2 separate regions of the Homo sapiens genome follow, and region 1 is linked to region 2. Evidence: read pairs that join two places in POLR2A ChIA-PET (ENCODE). Cell type or tissue: IMR-90. All regions are shown on one strand. Each heading gives the region's core, and the rest is flanking DNA. Links, peaks and the distances in the headings are about the cores only. Region 1 has its middle 54 kb from the start of RAP2A. Region 2 overlaps MBNL2 (muscleblind like splicing regulator 2).

Region 1 (9,661 bases), core at 755-8,754, 260 kb after region 2:
ATCAACTCTGCCAGCACCTTGATCTTGAACTTCCAGCCTTCAGAACTGTGAGAAAATAAATTGATGTTGTTTAAGCTATCCAGCCTGTAGTATTTTGTTATAGAAGCTCAAGCTGACTAATAGAATGTGTTGCTCCATTACAAAAAAAAAAAAAATTCTGATTCACTGGTATTACCATAAATGCTGAAACAGCCTACACACTCCCAAATAACTAAAACCTAATAAAATGAACTTCATCTGAAACTACTCTGAATACATTCACAGACTGTGAACCACAGATTGTATCTGAATCTCTGTAGATTAAAACATTAACTCAAGATTTTGCAGGATTGTCAATTTAAGCATTATTTGTATAACGTGATACATAAAATCCTTGTGTTTTAATTTTAACTTTATGGCTTTCTTTGTACTTTTAAAATAAGAGTTTGTGACAACAATGTGATAATCACAGCTATTGGAAAAAAGAAAGGTGAATTACAATACATTGGGAATCTCCTGTATTGGATCAGAAACAAACGGAGTCAGATGTTGCAGAGCCCAGTGATTGTGTGGATATACACAGATGACTTAAAGATTTAAAACGACTTGGCTTTAAACAGTTGCCTTGAAAAGTGAATACAAATCAGGGACTGTGGCATTTTTATTTGTGGGTATTTGTGTTTGTAAATGTACACATCAACTGTTTGAAAATCAGAAATCTCTAGGGCCTGGGCAAATAAGTAGAACATAACAGAACATACTTTATATCTACACCCATTTTCTTTACAGTATTTAAAAAGATGAAAAGTAGCTTAAGTGGGGACCTAAGAGGGGGGAAAAAAAGAAATACTATAAATAAAATATTCAGAACTCTGTAAAGTGATTACTGTAAGAAGGAGAATCAATATGAAAAGCACAGTACTGTTTGGCTCTCGTCTTTCTGACTTTTTTAGCCCTGGACAGAGGGACAGTCTTGATAGAAGAGGAGCTAAAACATTGACTGCTGGCATGCATATGTACATTTTGGTCCAAGGCTGTGTGAGTTAATCACCAAAGGGGAAAATGATAGCATTGGGTTTTGGCAGTAAGAGTTATAGAGTTAGCTAAATGATAGGCCTGGACAATAAAAATATTGGCTCCGTGGAAGAAGGTGGAAACCAACACTAAGGAATCTAAGTATTAAAGGAGGTTAAAGAGACCATCTTGTGTATCCTTGTTAGTAAATGGATGCCAATTAATCAACTATGTGGCCTGTGGCCTCTGTGGCCTGTTCTGGTCTCAGGACCTCTCAGAAGCCATTCCCAATCCCTCTTAGAATCCAGCTACAAGAATTAAAAGAATAACTTCCAGCCCGCATTTTGCAACATGTTGGACAAGTATCTCAAGAGATATCTACCAAAGATAAAGCCATTTGAATTCACTTTCATTTAAATATAAATTGTATGTATCAATTTGAAGAGTGGAAGAAGGTATCAGCAAAGCAAATATTTTAAAAAGCAAACACCCAATTTTGCCTTTTTGCTGACCACAGAGCATTTCCACATTTAAAAACTAATGTGAAATCTTCATAAATTCTACTCTTATTGATCCTTAAATACTATACTTAGCATCATAGAACTTGAAGGTAACCTGGGGATCAGCTTATTCAAGCCCTCAGTTTTATCCCCAAAGCCCAGAAGTTTACAACTGCCCAGGACTCACAGGTGTTCCACAGAGCCACAAATGCTTCAGTCCCAAACTGAGCTCATTGTGATGCACCAAATTTGTTCCTTTTCTTACAACGTTTATGTCAGATAATAGTGGAAGTATATTCCAATTACCTAAAAATTTAGGAAAATTTTAAACTCTTTTCTTAATCCCAAATTATATCATTTCTATTTATTCATTTGTTCATCTATTTATCCATCCATTTATCCATCAAGCATTGACTTGTCATTGACTCCATAAAGACACTCTGCTAGACTCTTCATACTTAGTAATTAAGTAGAATACAGTTTCTGCTGTCCAGAGTTTCAGTGTCTGGATGGAGAAAGTGTATGCAAATAAACAGTGAGTGAACTGCTCTAAAGGAATGCTGTGGTATAACAGAGAATAAAGGTCTGAATTCAGCTTGGGGTAGAGTCAAGAATACTTTAAAAAAGTGCCTTTTCCATTAAGCTTTGAAAGTTCCATAGGATGTCCCCAGGTAGATCGGAGGAGGAAAGGCAGACATCTTTCCACCTGGGTTATGCCAGCAACCTCCTATCACACCTTCAGTCTTGTTCCCCTTAAACCTATTCTCCCTACTATAGCCAGATTGCCTGGGCAGACTTTCTAACTCTCCTTCCCTTTTCCTCTCCCTTCCTTAATTCTTTCTGCTCTTGTCACTTTGTTTTTTGTTAATCAAAACATAACCATAGTTAATACTTTTGTTAGAGTGAAAATAGAAGAATGAAATGTTTGACTCTAAAAAATGCATGTAGACAGAATAAGAAAGCAGGTTGTTCATTCAAAAATGCAAATTAAGTAATGCTTACAACTCTTCCATGGTTCTCTTATCTTACATAGAATAAATTCTATTTTTTTCTTTGAGATAGGGTCTTACTCTGTTGCCAGGCTGGAGTGCAGTGGCACATTCACAGCTTACTACAGCCTTGACCTCCAGGGCTGAAGTGATCCCCTCATTCCCATCTCAACCTCTCTAGCAGATGGGACTACAAGTGTATGCCACCACACCCGGCTAAAATTTTTAAACATTTTTTGTAGAGATAGGGACTCACTATGTTGCCCAGGCTGATCTTGAACTTCTGAGCTCAAGCAATCTTCCTGCCTTGGCTTGCCATAGTGCTGGTATTACAGACTTGAGCCACTGCACCTGGCCTAAAAGCCAAATTCTTAACACAGATGGTAAGTACCTATTGACTGCTCAAATTCCTTTGGGGAAACTGCGTGCCCTCAACTAATGAGGAGTTGGCCAGGCATAGGCAACACATACAGGGCCACCACTTCCCAATGCAACTCCTATTTTTGAACCAGAATAAGACACCATCCCTACACAGATAAATTGTAAAAGTCATGAGTTGGCCAGGCATAGGCAACACATACAGGGCCACCACTACCCAATGCAACTCCTGTTTTTAAACCAGAATAAGACGCCATCCCTACACAGATAAATTATAAAAGTCACCCCGTCCATGGGGAAACAGCCCTATGCATACACAGGCAGGCAAGCAGACACCATCTTGTGCAAATGAAAAGCTGCCTTTCCCTCCAAGAAAATGCAGCTCCATGCCAGGATACATAGCCTGGTGAGCAAATGGGCCTGGCTTTTGGCCTCCATTCACTCCCCGTGACCAGATGCCTTTGTGCAGTGCACAAACCATGGACAAATGATCTGGACTGCAAGCAGAGACTGATTCGTTCTAGGTACAGTGATCAACTCAGGAGTAGGTAGGCGACCAAGCAGCCAAAGTTTTTCAAGATTGATAAATAGATGTGAGGACAAAGAAGACCTTCCCCCCTGGGGTTATTAACCTGGGAAACTGTATATTTTAGCCTGTTGTAGCCATTTTTTCACCATGTGGGAAGAGGCTATAATGTAAATAAAGGAAATGCATAGAAAGACATACGCACAGAGAGAGAGAGAGAGAGAGAGAGAGAGCTGATACTACTGCCTGAGCTTTTATCTATATCCAGCTAAGTCTGAGGCCTTGTCTGGCTGTAGGCTGTCTATGTAAGACAATGGATTCCATCTTTTTTTTTTTTTTTTTTTAGACGGAGTCTCGTTCTGTCGCCCAGGATGGAATTGCAATGGTGTGATCTTGGCTCACTGCAACCTCCGCCTCCCAGGTTCAAGCAATTCTCCTGTCTCCGCCTCCAGAGTAGCTGGGATTACAGGCACACACTGCCATGCCCAGAGTTTCACCGTGTTGCCCAGGCTGGTCTCAAACTCCTGAGCTCAGGGAGTCCATCAACCTCAGCCTCCTAAAGTGCTAGGATTACAAGTGTGAGTCACTGCGCCCAGCCAATTCCATCTTTTAAAGTTGGCTTGTTTCACTAAAATATTGTCACTAAAATAGCCCATATACATATAGCTTATCATAGGGTTTGCAAATTCATATGTCTATAAAAATCCTATGCAAAAGAAAATATGATCGAGACAATATGGAGTGTTGGGGACTGTGACAAAATTGGGAACCATTGCCCTATCTTGAAGAACCTTCTCCTGCTTATCTCCAATTGACCTGAAAAATTTATGTCCAGCAGAGCTGAGTCTTGTACTTTTATTTTAAAGGGTGCCCTGGAAACACAGATATTTATGCCAAAATCTCCTAATTTTTTAAATATATCAACTAACTCTAAGTAATGTTAAAACACCATGCAGGTCAAATGTAATATATTTGCAGGCCAGATCAAGTCAGCAGTTTGGAACTGCTGACATATGTTACTGCAGAATGTGTTCTGTTCTTCCTCTCTGCTCCATGTCATTCTACTCCCAATTACTTTCCACCTTACTCTCTCTGCTCCAAACTTTTTTTTTGAGATGGAGTCTCAGTCTGTCACCCAGGCTGGAGTGTAGTGGTGCAATCTCGGGTCACTGTAACCTCTGCCTCCTGGTTTCAAGCGATCCTCGTGCCTCAGCCTCCCGACTAGCTGGGATTACAGGTGCCTGCCACAACGCACAGCTAATTTTTGTATTTTTAGTAAAGACGGGGTTTTGTCATATTGGCCAGGCTGGTCTCAAACTCCTGACCTCAAGTGATCCACCCACCTCGGCCTCCCAAAGTACTGGGATTACAGGTGTAAACCACCCTGCCCGGCCCAAAACTTCTTTTAGCTCCTTGAATACCCCACTCTCTTTGGAACTTCCAAACTCTTGAGAATACTGTTTGTTACCTCTGACTCAAACTCTTTTGTCCGCTCTTCTATCCTTTGATCTCAGCTCAATTGTCACTTCTTCCAAAAAACTTTCTCTGGAATCATAAGTCTGGGTTAGATACAATGCCTCTGTGTATTTTTTGAAAAAAAAAAAAAAAATAGAAGAAACAAACAAACAAAAAAAAAGAGCTAGTTCATTTGAATTCATACAGAACTTTGTATGCCAAGGTAAAGACTGAAATTATTTCTCTGCTAGTGGTTCTCAATCAGGAGGAAGACCTTTGGTCCTTAAGAAAAATGTAAGGCCAGGCGCGGTGGCTCACACCTGTAATCCCAGCACTTTGGGAGGCCAAGGCAGGTGGATCACAAGGTCAGGGGATAGAGACCATCCTGGCCAACATGGTGAAACCTTGTCTCTACTAAAAATACAAAAAAAAAAAAAAAATTAGCTGGGTGTGGTGACACGCACCTGTAGTCCCAGCTACTCAGGAGGCTGAGGCAGAAGAATTGCTTGAACCCGGGAGGCGGAGGTTGCAGTGAGCTGAGATCGCACCACTGCACTCCAGCCTGGGCGACAGAGTGAGACTCTGTCTCAAAAAAAAAAAAAAAAAAAGAGAAAAGAAAGGAAAAATGTAAACATCTGGGTCCCATCCCCAGATATAGGACTAGGCCTGAGGCAAAAAATTTAAGGATACTCCCCAAAACTCAGCAATCAAGATAAATGTTTGGAAGCAACATTTAAAAAAATCAAAATTAATGCAAACAATTCCATAATAAACAAAATACCAAATTTTTAATAAAGACAGAATTGTAGTTACTGATATTTCCCATTAAGTTCCAACATGACTTGGTATAACATTTCTTTAAATTTTGATATTTTGTTAATTATGGATTTTGCATTAAATTTTATATTTTAAAATATTACATTAAATTAATATTTATCTTGAGCAATGAAGTTTTGAAGTACCCTTAAATTTTGTGCCTGAAGGAAGTGCCTCCCTTGCCTTACCCTAGCCCTGGTCCTATTCAAGTGTAGCGTAAGAATTTACAGTAGTACATTTCCACTTCTCCACTCCCGGCCTTTGTGGTAATGTTGTCATTCATTTTATTTAGTTAGTTATTTTTTACATAATTATAAATTCATACTATGCTATCATTATTTTTATTTATACTGGCAATTGTCTTTTAAGGAGATTTATATATTTACCTCTATAGTTACCACTGGTGCTACAGATTCCTTTGTATAGAAACATATTTCCCTCTCATATCATTTTTCTTTTGCCTAAAGTTCGCCCTTTAACATTCTTGTAGTGCAGGACTGCAAAGTATAAATTTTTGCAGCTTTTATGTGTTAAAAATAAATCTTTATAAATAATGATATTTTTTCTGCATATAGAATTATGGATTGACAGGATTTTTTACCCCACTCAATACTTTAAAGATGTCCCACTGTCTTCTCACTTACATTATTTCTGATGAGAAATGTGCTATAAATCTTGTATTTGTTCTACTATACCTAATATCCTTTTTTACTGTGCCTTTATTAAAGATTTTTATTCTTATTACTGATTTAAAGCAATATTTTTATTATGGACCTTGTTATAGTCACCTTCATGATTTTTGCCCATTTTGGGATTAAGATGGGAGAATAAATCTGGTTCCTGTTATTCCATCTTTGCTAGAAACAAAACTTTTTGGGTCATTTATCCTTGGTATAACTCCTAATACATTTAGACAAGCCTACCATCTTATCATTTGCTTTCTACTTGTTCTTTTTTTTTTTTTTTTAGTTTCTTTTTTGTCTCTCAAAGCAAGGAGAGAACATCTTGCTTTCATTTTGATTATTTTTGACTACTCTATTTTTTCCTTCTACTAGTTTGAAAGTTCTGCCTTCCTTTACTATTATTTTAGTGGTTACCTCAGCAACTATCACAAGCAGCCATGGTTTTAAATACTATTTTTATGTGAAATGGTTATGCTTTTCCTTAGCAATGCAATAAATCAAGCATACTTTATCATTATTTAAGCTCTTCTCAACTTACATACCCTTATTTTCCTTTATTTTAATTCTATATATTTATTGACTCCCAAGATATTACTTTTGATATTCCTCATTTAAGTACATCCACATGCTTGACATTTTTATTGCTTCTTAATTTCTTCATGAATATTTGACTTTCTACTGGTATCATTTTCCTTCTCCTTGAAGAGTAATTTAGGTCTGCAGGTGGAAAATTCTCATGATGTTTTATTTCTGCATTAAAATGTTTCTTATATTATCTTTACTCTGTATATTTTCACTGGGCATGAGTTATACAATAGCATTTATTTTCTTTCAGCAGACAGGAGATAGTATTTTATGTCTTCTAATACTCATTATTGTTTTTAAGAAGTCAGCTGAAATCTAGTTATTGCTCCTTTAAAAGCAATCTCTTTTTTTCTGGAAGATTTCAAATTTTTTCTCTGTTCTTTGGTTTTCTGCAATTCCAGTATGATGGATTTGGGTTGTGCATTTCTTTTTATTTATCCAGTTTGAATTTTTGAATATGTAGATGCATGTCTTTAATTAACTTAAGAAAATTTCAGCTTTTATCGCTTCAAATATTGCTTTGGTTTCATTCTTATTTTCTCCTCTTTCTTATTTTAAATTTGCAAAAACATGTTTGGTTATTCTCATCATTACCCCTATTTTTTTTTAATTTCACATTTTTTTTAATCTTGTCCCTCTTGCTTCCTTCTGAGTATTTTGCTTTCATCTATCTTCCAGTTCACAAATTCTCTTTTCAGATGTGTCTAATCTGTTACTAACCATGTCAACTGAGTTGTTAATTTCAGTTATTGTATGCCTTAATTCTAAACTTCTGTTTGGTTCTTTTCTAATCTGCTGCCTATTGCTTTAATGGTTTTAAGTTATCTGTCAACATTTTCAGTCTTTAATTTCCTTGAACATCAAAAGCATAGTTTTTAAACATCTGTGCCTGATAATTCCAATATCGGGAGCTCTTGAGGGTCTGTTTCTGTTGTTGCTTGTTTCTATTTGTCTTTCTTCAAATTTTATTGTCCCTTCATGTGACTGGTTATCTTTCATTGTGTGCCAGTTATTGTATTTGAAAAATAATTAGTCAGGCAACTGATATACTAGCAATCCATAATTTTATTATTCAATTTCAGAATTGAGTTCTTTTTCTTTTTAAATCAGCCAGACCACTTGAAAATGGATTACTGCCCTTGTGGGAGATTATTTACTTCTGGTTTATTTTTTCTTTAAGGTCACAATGCAAAGTAAAGCACTTACTATGACCTCTACCTTTGACAGGCTCTGAACTGCAGTGTTTACTTCCCAACAGTTCAAGGCTGTCTGGTACCAGCCAGAATGTTAGCAGTCTCACTGACATTAGCAAACACCCTCAGGGGAAAAAGAAGTATCAAATGACATTTTCCCTCTGAATTTTTATCTTCCCTTGGATTGTGCCCCAATAAATCTGCTCTAACTTATAAATCCACCAGTGCCTTCAAGAATACAGCCCACTTCACCCCTTGCTGATTTTCTAATTGTCTTCAGTAAAATGATTGGTCTGAATTTAGGTAATTTTAAAAAATTTAATTTCCTTTTTTTCTCACGAATGAGGTTAAGCATTTTTTCTTTAAAAATCATATGCATTTTTCATTTGATTTGTAAGAATATTATCAACATTTCAAACTCATGATTTTTCCTAATCTACTGTCTGGTTTAAAAATTGCCAAAGAAATATTTTGGGGAAACAAAAACTATAAAAATTATAATACGCTTTGATAACATAAATTGTTTCTATTCAACCAAAAGTATAAAAACGCTTTTTATTCATTGAAAATTAGACTTTATCTCTACTTCTTTACTAAATAAACATTTTAAAATATTAATTTGAAGGGCAAACTACTGGCCTTCTCTGGAGTGATCTGCCCTTGACCTCACGGGTGAAGCCTGTGCATATGCAGTTTTAAGAAGTGCTACAGATAATTGAGATCCTGGTTAATATGCTGAAGCAGATGTCATTGAATGACTCAGTCGGCTTCTTCAAACATCCTGTGGTCTACCTTATTGCATGCAAAAAGGTAGAAAACTAAAGGTTATATTTCCCCAACTCCCTTCACATCTTGGGGTTAGTACTTAACCAAATAACCACACCCATACAATATTTGGAAAGGGAAGTGAGGCATAACCTGTGCTTTTGTTTCTGAAGGCCTATTTCCTGTAGTAGCATCATTGGGAGTTCCATTGTCTAATCCTGGCTTTGTGGCTATTGAGTGGTTTGTGTGGATTATCCATTTGTTGGCATTACATGGGGGCTTGGAGCTCAATCATGGTGGTGGCTTCCTGAACTTCAGTTCCTAGTTGCTGTTGTGGCTGTGATGTCCTGATTCCCCAGTTTCCTGACTATTGCAAAAATAGCAGCACCTTTGGTGAGCCAGTTTTGCTATGTTTTGGGTGTCATTCCTAGAAGCTCAGCCTCAAGTACCTACTTTATTATTTTGTAAGCTTTTAGTTACCTGAGGAACTAGATTGGTTACTACTCACTACACCTGAAAAGCAGGCTTCCTGCATGAGTAAAGTCTCAGAGGACTTAAAATGAGATGGGGCATGATCAGAATTATGTTACAGAAACAGAACTCTGGCTTAAAGAGGGCCACCAGAGAGGCAGGGAGGTCAGCTACAGACAATCAAGCCTAGTCAATTTTACTTACCTGGTATTTCTCAAATCTACATTTCCTGTATTGCCAAGGATTGAGACTGCCCCATCTCAACCTGAAACTCTTGACCAACTTGATAAATCATCTCCTTTCTCCT
Region 2 (9,661 bases), core at 685-8,684:
TCACACAGAAGTAAGGTGCTTCTAGAACAGAAAATCCATGCGTAATTATGAATGGTCTGCAGATCTGGGAAAAACCAAAGTCTACAAGGAGACCAAAATTCAAAGCATTCAATTTTCCCATGAGAGCATCTCATTGAGTTCTCCTAAGCCTGTTACAGGGAGTTGGGGGGGAAATGAATATTTCAAGGGCATGTGTTAGAAACTGGCTGTTTTACATACATATCTCATATAATTTGAACCTAAGAAGAGCAGGAGAGCCCCACAAAGTTAATACTATCCCCAGCTGGCCAGTAGAAGAGAAGCTCTGAAAAGCTCTGACAGCCATGATCCCACAGCTAATACTTGGCTGAGCAAGTATTTAAACTCAGGCCCATAAGACCCCCAAGCTGTATAGGTAGGTGACATTATGTTTTTCAGCTGAACGAATGAAATTGAGGACATAAAAATAATTCATTTGCAGAAAAAAAAGCTCAAGGTGGAGGTAGGAGATTAATTATTTTAAAACTCTCAGATGTACTTTATATAGTTTACATTATAATATGCAAATACTGAGTGTACTAGTGATAGTAACATATATATATCTTACATGTATATATAATTTCAGTTTTTATATTTATTATCTTTTTTTTTTTTTTTTTGAGACAGAGTCGCACTCTGTTGCCCAAGCTGGAGTGCGGTGGCACTATCTCAGCTCACTGCCAACCTCTGCCTCCCAGGTTCAAGCGATTCTCCTGCCTCAGCCTCCCAAGTAGCTGGGATCACAGGCGTGTGTCACCACACCTGGCTAATTTTTGTATTTTTAGTAGAGACAGGGTTTCACCATATTGGCCAGGGTAGTCTCGAACTCCTGACCTCAGGTAATCCACCCGCCTCAGCCTCCCAGAGTGCTGGGATTACAGGTGTGAGCCACTGTTCCTGGCCTATTATCTCTTTTAATGGTCACATTTTGCCCTCTGTTTTACAGATTCAATGAAAACTCAAATTGAGTAAGGTTAAGCAATGTGCTAAAAGTCTCATTGGCCACAAAAGTAGAAATAGTAGTCCTCAAACCTCTGGGAATCCACACGTGATATTTAATGAGATAAATGAAATTAAACTTCAGTCTGACTTGGAGTTTTCTTTTAATGGATGTTGCGTAATTGAGTAGAGCCCAACCCAAGCAATTTTGAGAAGACAGTAATATTTTTAATTAAGATATTGAATTATTCTAAAAATCTATAAATTTCTGGCATCCTAGATGCAAGCTTCAATTAATCAAACTTAAAGTATTGATGCAATATATATTGTCTAAATGATTTACTACATATAATTTTCAGTGTTCTCAGAGTTCAGGAAAGTGGAGCTCAGTTTGGGTGGGAGTAAGAGATAAGGCTTCCCACAGGAAGAGCTGCCTCCTCTGGGTCTGAATGGATGTATTTGGTCTGGATCCATGTCTCTAATGTGGTATGTCCACACCCCGGGCCAAGGGCAAGATTATTCACTTGGCAAGGAAATAGGTGAACTTCCATCTTATATATTATTTAGCTCATCCTTTAAAAATGTCAGTTTTCATGGATGTTTGATAATGTGTGTAACATATTAGCAGGGTTATGCAAGAATAATATTTATAAAGTAACCATCCTTAGTGGTTGTTTCTGATCTAAAAAAAAACATTCTGATAAGAATGTATGATCAAAAATGTTTGGAGAGGCCAGTGGTCAAAATCTCAGGAAGGAGGAATAGCATGATGTGGTATAGTGGCCAGGAAGGAACCTTGACCTTGGAGATGGAGATGAAGTGTTAGGGTGCAGTGGGGAATAAAGTTAGATGGAGGGGGTGGAGTCAGGATATGAATGAGCTGAAGGGCCCTGTGGAAGAGTTTAATTTCATTACCTATAACATCACATCTAATGCTTTATAAAGATTCAATTGGGACTTGTAAGATAGGGTTAGAGGTCAGAACATTTGTAACTAGTGATGTCACCGGCTAGAAAACTTTCACAATATTCCAGGTACAAAGTGGAAAAGGGTTGCATTAGCATGACAAATGAAGGAGAAAGGGCAAATCCAAAAGGCATCTTGAAGGAAAAATAATAGAACGCAGTGAGAGCTTAGAAGAGTGAAACTGGGCCAGGCACAGTGGCTCACGCCTGTAATCCCAGCACTTTGGTAGGCCAAGGTGGGTGGATCACCTGAGGTTGGGAGTTTGAGAGCAGCCTGACCAACATGGTGAAACCCCATCTGTACTAAAAATAGAAAAATTAGCCGGATGTGGTGGCACATGCCTGTGATCCCAGCTACTCGGGAGGCTGAGTCAAGGTAATCCCTTGAACCCAGGAGGCAGAGGTTGCGGTGAGCTGAGGTCACGCCATTGCAGAAATTCTAGGAGGAGTGATATCAATGGTACCCTGACAGAAATGGGAGTGGTCTGAAAAAGGGACCAATAAATGGGAATAGGGTTGAAGGAGGGTGGGCGATGATGAGTTTTTAGACTTGAGAATGGTGTTTTTAGCTAATGATGAAACATCTAAGTGGAGATGTCTCATAAACATTTGACAATGTGGGAATGAAGAACAGCCTGGACAACAGGCTACAAATACAAGCTCAGACACACCTGTGTTGAAGCCGTAGTTGAAGCCATTGGTGCTCACACCTCGTGAAAGAAGGCAGCGTGAACAGAGATAGGCAATGACAAAGGATGAATCTTGGGGAACATGGCAAGGGCCCAAAAGAGAATAAGAGCTAGCAAAGAATCAGAAAAATAAATACCCACAAAGGAGCAAAATTGTTTTTAAAAAATGAACAACCAATACTATTAAGCACCATAGCCTAATCTCCAGGATTCCATAAGAAAACAGTGTAGTCTCCTGGGTTGAACTACTCTCCTGCACATAGCTTTTCCTCTCTGGCAAGGGTTTCTGGCTGTGGTCCTTTTGGGGCAAATATTGGTTCAGAATCTTGTTTAGAGCCACAGAATATTAGATAGTTAAGGGAACCTTTGTAGCTGTATCTCTCGTATATACAGTTGACTTTTTAAAAGTCGATCTTCACTAATAAGCAGAGAGAGTATTTAAAAACCAATAATTATCAATACTTCTGCATCCATCTCTCAAAATGTATATATTTTGGGGATGTTACTGGTTAGAACAGTAATTCCAGAGTGATTGGAGATATCACTTGACACTTGTCATCCTGTTCTCAAAGACCCTGGGGATTCATTTATTTCTGATTCTAGCAGTTCTCAATTGAACCCAGCCATAAGGACTTCTCTGAAGAAAATAGCCTTTCATGATGAGAAAGTACTTGAAGTATGCAAATAGATTGATGCCGTCACACCAGACACCTACCATAAGTAACCAGACAGCACTTCTCAAACTCTCATGTGCCTGCGAATCACCTGGGGATCTCATTAAAAATGTAGACTCTGATTCAGTAGGGCTGGGCTGAGGTCAAGATTCTACATTTGTAACAGGCTCCAGGTGATAAAGCTGATGTTCATCCAGGAGGCTCCAGAATACAATAGCTGCTTTGGAAGTGTCACTGCCACAATGTGAGTGGCAGCAGATCACTGGGTCTGGGATGGCTCCTTGGAGGATCTTCTGGCAGTCTGGAGACTGGGACCTACCTCCTCCACACAGCAGGTCTTTCCAGGCTGTTCAGCCTCAGAGTGAAGCTGAGGTTGAACTGATATATCCCACCAGCCTTGCACCAATGTGGCTGGGGCTGAAGGCATGAAGCCAGGGACTTCAGCAGCTGCAAGCAGTTCTGTGACTACACACAGCCTGTCTCTGGCTATCTCCCCATTCCCGAGACGTCTATCTTCTCAGTGGACACAGACTCTCACAAGTTCCCCAAGAGATTTGGTTACTGCCTCCAGGGAAGGCTGTTGTGTTTATCTGTCTGCTCCAGAGTTGTTTTTTTTTTTATTATCCTAAGGAATATATGCATTATAAACCGGCCTTAGATTCCTTTTCTTCTGGATGGTGGTCAGAACTGGAGCCCAGAAGTCTGATGTGCCTACTTGCATCCTCACATCCTTGGTGAATTAGGTCCAGGAGCTCTGACACATTCATTCCCTAAGATGTAGATAGCGCCATTCTCTCCTCCTCATCTCCAAAGAATGTGAAGGATAGAGAGGAAGGGTTATATGCCATTAACATCGCATTTATTTAAAAAATGCTAGTTTTAAAGTCTTGTAATAGAAACGAAGACATTATGAGAAGAGACAGCTGTCTAACGAAGTAGCTTAAGTGAAATGCCCAGGCCTGATTGTTGAGTCTCATACCTTGTTATAGGTCATCCATCTCGTGCCCCTGTCTGTCCTCCCTCCTTTCAGATGCCTTGTTTTCCTGTGTGTCCCACATGTGGCCCCCTCTTTCCTAGAACCAGGAGTCAAGCTAAACTGATTTAGAGGAAGTGTTCCCTACCCAGATGCTCATTTAGTCCACACACAGATGGCCGGTATTTTTATGCATTTTTAATTTACCAATAACCTTTTAGGAATGAAACAGAACTAACATTTATTGAATTTATTGAGCACTTACTATATGGAAAGTCCTCCTCTGCTGATAGCTTCCTGTATATCAACTCAGTTAAACCTTTTCATGAAGAAAATGAAGCTTAGAGAGACCAAGTTACTTGCCAAGGTTACAGAATAAGGGGTAAAACTCAAGATGGTAGGATGGAAACATGCAACCCTTGTCCACCAGTTCTTACTTGGGGATTGCAGCAAAAAGGGTTTGCTTTAGAAAAACTTCCCCGACAGTTGTAAGTACTGTTAGTGGAGCTCACTAAATAGTTAAATAGACATAAGCAATTACTGGCATACTGTGCAGGCATGAGTTCAGTTTTAGCCAGAAGTCCCTCCTCACAAAGGGACTTGGTATATTGCCAAGGATAGCTAGGGCATCATCTCCACTATTTGCTGTGATTATTTGTCGGCCTTTTTCTTACTCTTGACGCTATGTGTGTGTGTGTGTGTGTGTGTGTGTGTGTGTGTGTGTGCGCACGTACACTGAATGAACTTAAACAACTTGATGGATCTCAACATTTAGACACCTTAAATAGATACCATAGGTAAAAGCTCGTTATCAACTGTAAGACCTATTCCAAAGTGAAATGTTTGTGCTGTTGTGATTTTGTTGCTCTCTATGAGAATTCTTAGAGATCCCTTTTTTCTTTGACTTCCCTTCCTGTGCAGTGCCGTTTTCTTTGATGCTCTCGCTTCAGGCTCTTTTTCATATATATATATATATATATATATATATATATATATATATATATATATATCTTTTTATTATACTTTAAGTTCTAGGGTACATGTGCACAACATGCAGGTTTGTTACATATGTATACATGCGCCATGTTGGTGTGCTGCACCTATTAACTCGTCATTTACATTAGGTATATCTCCTAATGCTATCCCTCCCCCCTCCCCCCACCCCACAACAGGCCCCGCTGTGTGATGTTCCCCTTCCTGTGTCCAAGTGTTGAGCAGGCTCTCTTTTTCTAGTGCTCTGCCTGCTCCTGCGCTAGCCCATGGTCTCTTTTCTAATGTCCTGTTCTCTCTTCGAAGTCTGTACCTGGCACCCCTACTAAATGGCACACACAGACACCTCATATTTCTGGGGTTCTAGTCACACCTGAGTCTTAGCTGGTGGAAGGAACTATTTATTTTCCCCTTTAGGAAACCAATCATTTGAAGCCTCAAGTATCAGCCTCCTGGCAGCCACCACAAAGACCATCCCCTCAGGAAACAAAACAAGCTCTATCTCTAGAGTTTCCCTGTTTTTTTTTTTTTCTTTAAAGTTCCCTGGTGCAAGTAGGCTGCAATTAAGAGTCAGGATCAAAGGGACTGGCTGCCTCTGGGGCTGCTGGGACCAGCAGAGAGCTTTGGTCCTTTTAACTACTTACTTCCCACAATGCGTGCTACTCTAGCTGCTTCTTTGTTCTCCTGGGTACTCAAGTACCAGAATGGTGGTTTGCTGTGGGAAGACACATTAGAGTCAATGGAAGAACTTTTTCACATTACACAGGATTCTGACGGCCCCACCACACCACTCCTTGGAGATCTACCCAACTGACAAAAAATACAAATATAAGGTAGAAATTAGAAGGAAATCCCAAGTGGGAAGGCATCTGAGGGATTATTAGCACAATTCCTGTCTACCCTCTTCCCCAGCCCTGACAAGCTGTTTCCAGCTATTGTGTATCTTTCTTTATTGACCGGACAATCATGACCCTATGGCGCATACAAGCCATAACATTTTGTTAGAAAATTCTTCCTCATGCTGAAATGAAATGGGACTCTGTAACCTGCACTCTTCATCCTTGTTCAGGCCTTTGGAGTAACCCTAAGCAAATCAAGTGTCTCTTTAGGAGGCGAGCCCCTTCACGTACTTGAAGATGTCAGAATTCCTCTGACAGGACCAGTATGGCACCTCCCTAATTCATGATAGAATACCTTTATATATGCAACCCAAGACACTGAGCTTCTCTGGCAGTGTTGACCCATTGTAGACTCAAATTGAACCTTGAACCAGCTGTGATAAGAGAAAGAGGTGGGGCTCTTTAACTTCTCTCAGCTTGGTTCAGGCCTGAGCACAGTGCGGGGGCGGGGGGTAGTGAATAGATGAAGGTAAAGTGTGGCGGGACAGATGATCTTCCACAACTGCATGATGGGATGCTTTAAAATTGTTTTCAGTCCCAACCACAGGTAACAGCCCCCTCCAGAAATCCCTGGCAATGTGCGGGACACTGGCTTGCAAAATTACCCACAAGGACAATAGACTGATGGATCGAGATTTAAATAAACATACATGCAGAGATAGATTGAGGTATTTCTTCACATCAACCATTTGAATAACACACTCGGGCAGTGTTTAGAGATAAGGTACACGTTTTTGGTTTTCTTCCGTCATCGTCTATGTGTTTTGGTTCAACGAGCATTTTCGCAGTAGCGCTCAGTCCTCCCGAGTTTCTCTGCGGCTCTCAGCAGCTTAGAGACACACTTCGCCATCAGTAGGTGCCAAGGTCACTGGAGGAACTAATTAATCCCAGCTCCAGTCAACAGCAGGCTGCACTAACCTGCCCTCCTTCCTCGTAGAAGGAGAAACCAGGAAGGATTTTCTCCCTCAGTTCCGCCCAGGCCTTCTTAGGGACACGCAGAGCAAACAAAGGAAGGGTGAGGAGGGGTGTTGAACCATTTCTCTATGAGGTGACCACATTTTCATGTAGAGAAGGCCCAGAGCTTGATCTGAAGCTTTCAGACTTGAGTTGATATTTAACGTAGAGATCCCCAGGCCCCTACTCTATCACAAACTCTGTCTTTTTTTTTCCTCTGTACTAGTATTAGTTTTATTAATGCCCTATAAACCCAGCAAGCATGATTTGCCAGGCCAAAAATTTGCATTTTTAACAAAAATTGCCAGCTTTCTAGCTGACCACTCAAGAGCATGAGTTTTCCCCACTCGGTGAAATTTATGTTGTATAACGCAGACCTCATTCAATAATTGATCAGAAAATGTAACTGAGAGGAGTGATTATTTTTGGAAACATTGACGACCAATAACCCAAGATACAAAGTTAGAAAACATTGCCATTTAAAACCTTGTAGATACCGGAATTCTTGTGAGTCCCCTTATCCAGGTACATGTTAGGTCTTGAGTTAATTGCTCTGTGGCTGTGGATTTTTATTTGATGTTCTGATCTCTTCCTTCCAGTTTGATAAATTAGTGTAGAAAGTGGAAGAAAAACATGCCGGCGCAGCCTGTGCGCTTTGTCAGGTTAACAGAATGGAGTCCTGCTCTGGCATCAGTCAGTGCTGTTGTCCGAACCCTCTGTGGCTCCTTCCTCCCTCCCTGGGGCCCAGAGCTGCAGACGCTAGAGGGGCATCGGCCTGGGAGTGAGGTTCCCGCTACAGTTTGGAGAACCCAGCAAATCCTGGAGTTAGGTTTCTGACGCTCCCCATCTTGCTCCCTAGTTACAAACAGAAAAAAAAAAAAATCAAAACCATATGTTCAATACACTGTCAGCCTTCTAGTGAACATGTTACCGTTAAATAATAACCGTCAGCCTATCCGCAAATTTGACGGTGATGGGCGTTGGAGCTGACCTGCCCTGGCGGAGGCTGGGGAGGGTGGAGAAGGGCGATTGTGTTTGCTTCCTTGCTCAAAATGGCATGTCGCTGGAAGCCTTCCAGCTCCTAATGGTGGAGGCATAGCAAGGACTGCATTTACCGACTTATTTCCCTCTTTTTTTTCACGTATTCTTTCTTCCCCTCACATTTTCAGGACTGAAAATTAGAAACACTTTTCTCCTACACACAAAATTACTCCCTCACACACACTTTATTTTCCCCCTGCTTTGAAGTGACAGTTGCTGCAAGAAAAGGTTTCTCTCAGAAGAGCACAGGCTGTCCTGGCCAGAACGAAGGGGTTAATTTAAAATACAGCCAGCTAGGTAGTCCTAGGGGCATGCTTTCCCTTGGGGTTGGGGGTGGTATCTGAAAGGTTGGAGGGGGTGCTCCTGGGGCTCTGCTAATATTTTATTTCTTCATCTGGGTGTGAGATGTACAGATGTGTTCACTTTGTGAAAATCCAGTGGGCTGGATACAGGATATGTGGTCTTTTTTTTTTTTTTGTCTTTAATAAAGTTTTAAAAATGTAGCTGGCTACCTTGTACTTTGTATTATAAGATAAAGTTCGTGGGAAGGTAGTCCTATATTTTTATTCTTTTCCCACTTGGACCTCCGCTTTTTATTCATTTCTCTCTTCTGGAACCTTCTGGGCTTCCAGCAGTGGTCTCTGTTCCCGCCTATAATCAGAACCATGAAGGGTCATGACAGCCAGCTTATCATTCTACCCTGGACCAGACGGAAGTTAATGCTCCAAATTAGAAACTTGAAAGGAAATGATCAGTGCTAACTAATAATGATGCTGACAGTAATAATAACAGTTACTTTGTCATTATATACAAAACATCTCCTTGTTTCTCCCTATTTTTATTTTATTCAAATGCATGAAAGCTTTGCTTAAGAGACTTTTTTTTTTCTATTTGGCAATCAAGACAAATGGAAGGAAGGAAGAGTGTGGGGACAGCAGATGACAAAGCCCTTTGCCCTTTTCTGGCGGTGTAGCCCTAGATTAGCCTGTTAGTCTGTTTAAGTCAAGGGATTGCAGATCTCAAAAAATAAATAAGGATGGCTAAGGATGGCAGGAATGCAGTTTGTGGGTCATCAACACAGATTTGAATCCCGGGGTCCCGTAGGAAGCACGAGTTACCAAATTCATTGGACCTCTGGTTTCTTGTGCCCACCTCTCAGGATTTTTGTGAAGATTTGGTAAAACAATGGACCAGAATTGCCTTATGCATGGTGAGGGACCCTTTGTCAGTGGGAAGGAGCTGATGGCATTGTTAATTTAAGGACCTGCTCTGCCAGGGCAAATGTGTTCTCCTTAATGAAGCTTTCATTGGCTATAGAAAAGTTTGCAGGAAAAAGAAATGTATGAAAGATAGTGGATGAGGAGAAAATTATTTCTTAAGTCTTTCCCATTTCCTTTCCCCTCATGGAATTTATACTCTACCGTTACAGGTAAGATGTGTAAATAAATCACCATGGTGAAGGTATTATGCCACAAGGGAGGTATAAGATGCCTGTGAGATTAGTGCCATCCAAGTAAGG

Evidence for each region. ChIA-PET counts read pairs that join two places held together with the same protein. Peaks named below come from ENCODE experiments on the same cell type or tissue, not always from the same donor. Only the 100,000 strongest peaks of a DNase experiment are listed, where the experiment ranks them.
Region 1: POLR2A ChIA-PET joins it to region 2 with 23 read pairs; 2 of 35 experiments call an interaction of 5 or more read pairs at or near these places.

What each region holds. Positions count from the first base shown.
Region 1 is chr13:97,483,495-97,493,155 of GRCh38, forward strand. No RefSeq gene overlaps it. Among named protein-coding and RNA genes, the nearest start is that of RAP2A, 54 kb to the left of the region's middle. In IMR-90, for the core only: no CTCF peak of the experiment used is centred there; no DNase peak of the experiment used is centred there.
Region 2 is chr13:97,227,909-97,237,569 of GRCh38, forward strand. All of the region lies in intron 1 of MBNL2 (muscleblind like splicing regulator 2), which reads left to right. LOC107984573 (a long non-coding RNA gene) reads right to left here. Exons shown (of 2, transcript XR_001749968.1): 2 at 7,503-7,956. Among named protein-coding and RNA genes, the nearest start is that of MBNL2, 10 kb to the left of the region's middle. In IMR-90, for the core only: no CTCF peak of the experiment used is centred there; a DNase peak (open chromatin) is centred at 4,053; H3K27ac peaks cover 1,024 bases.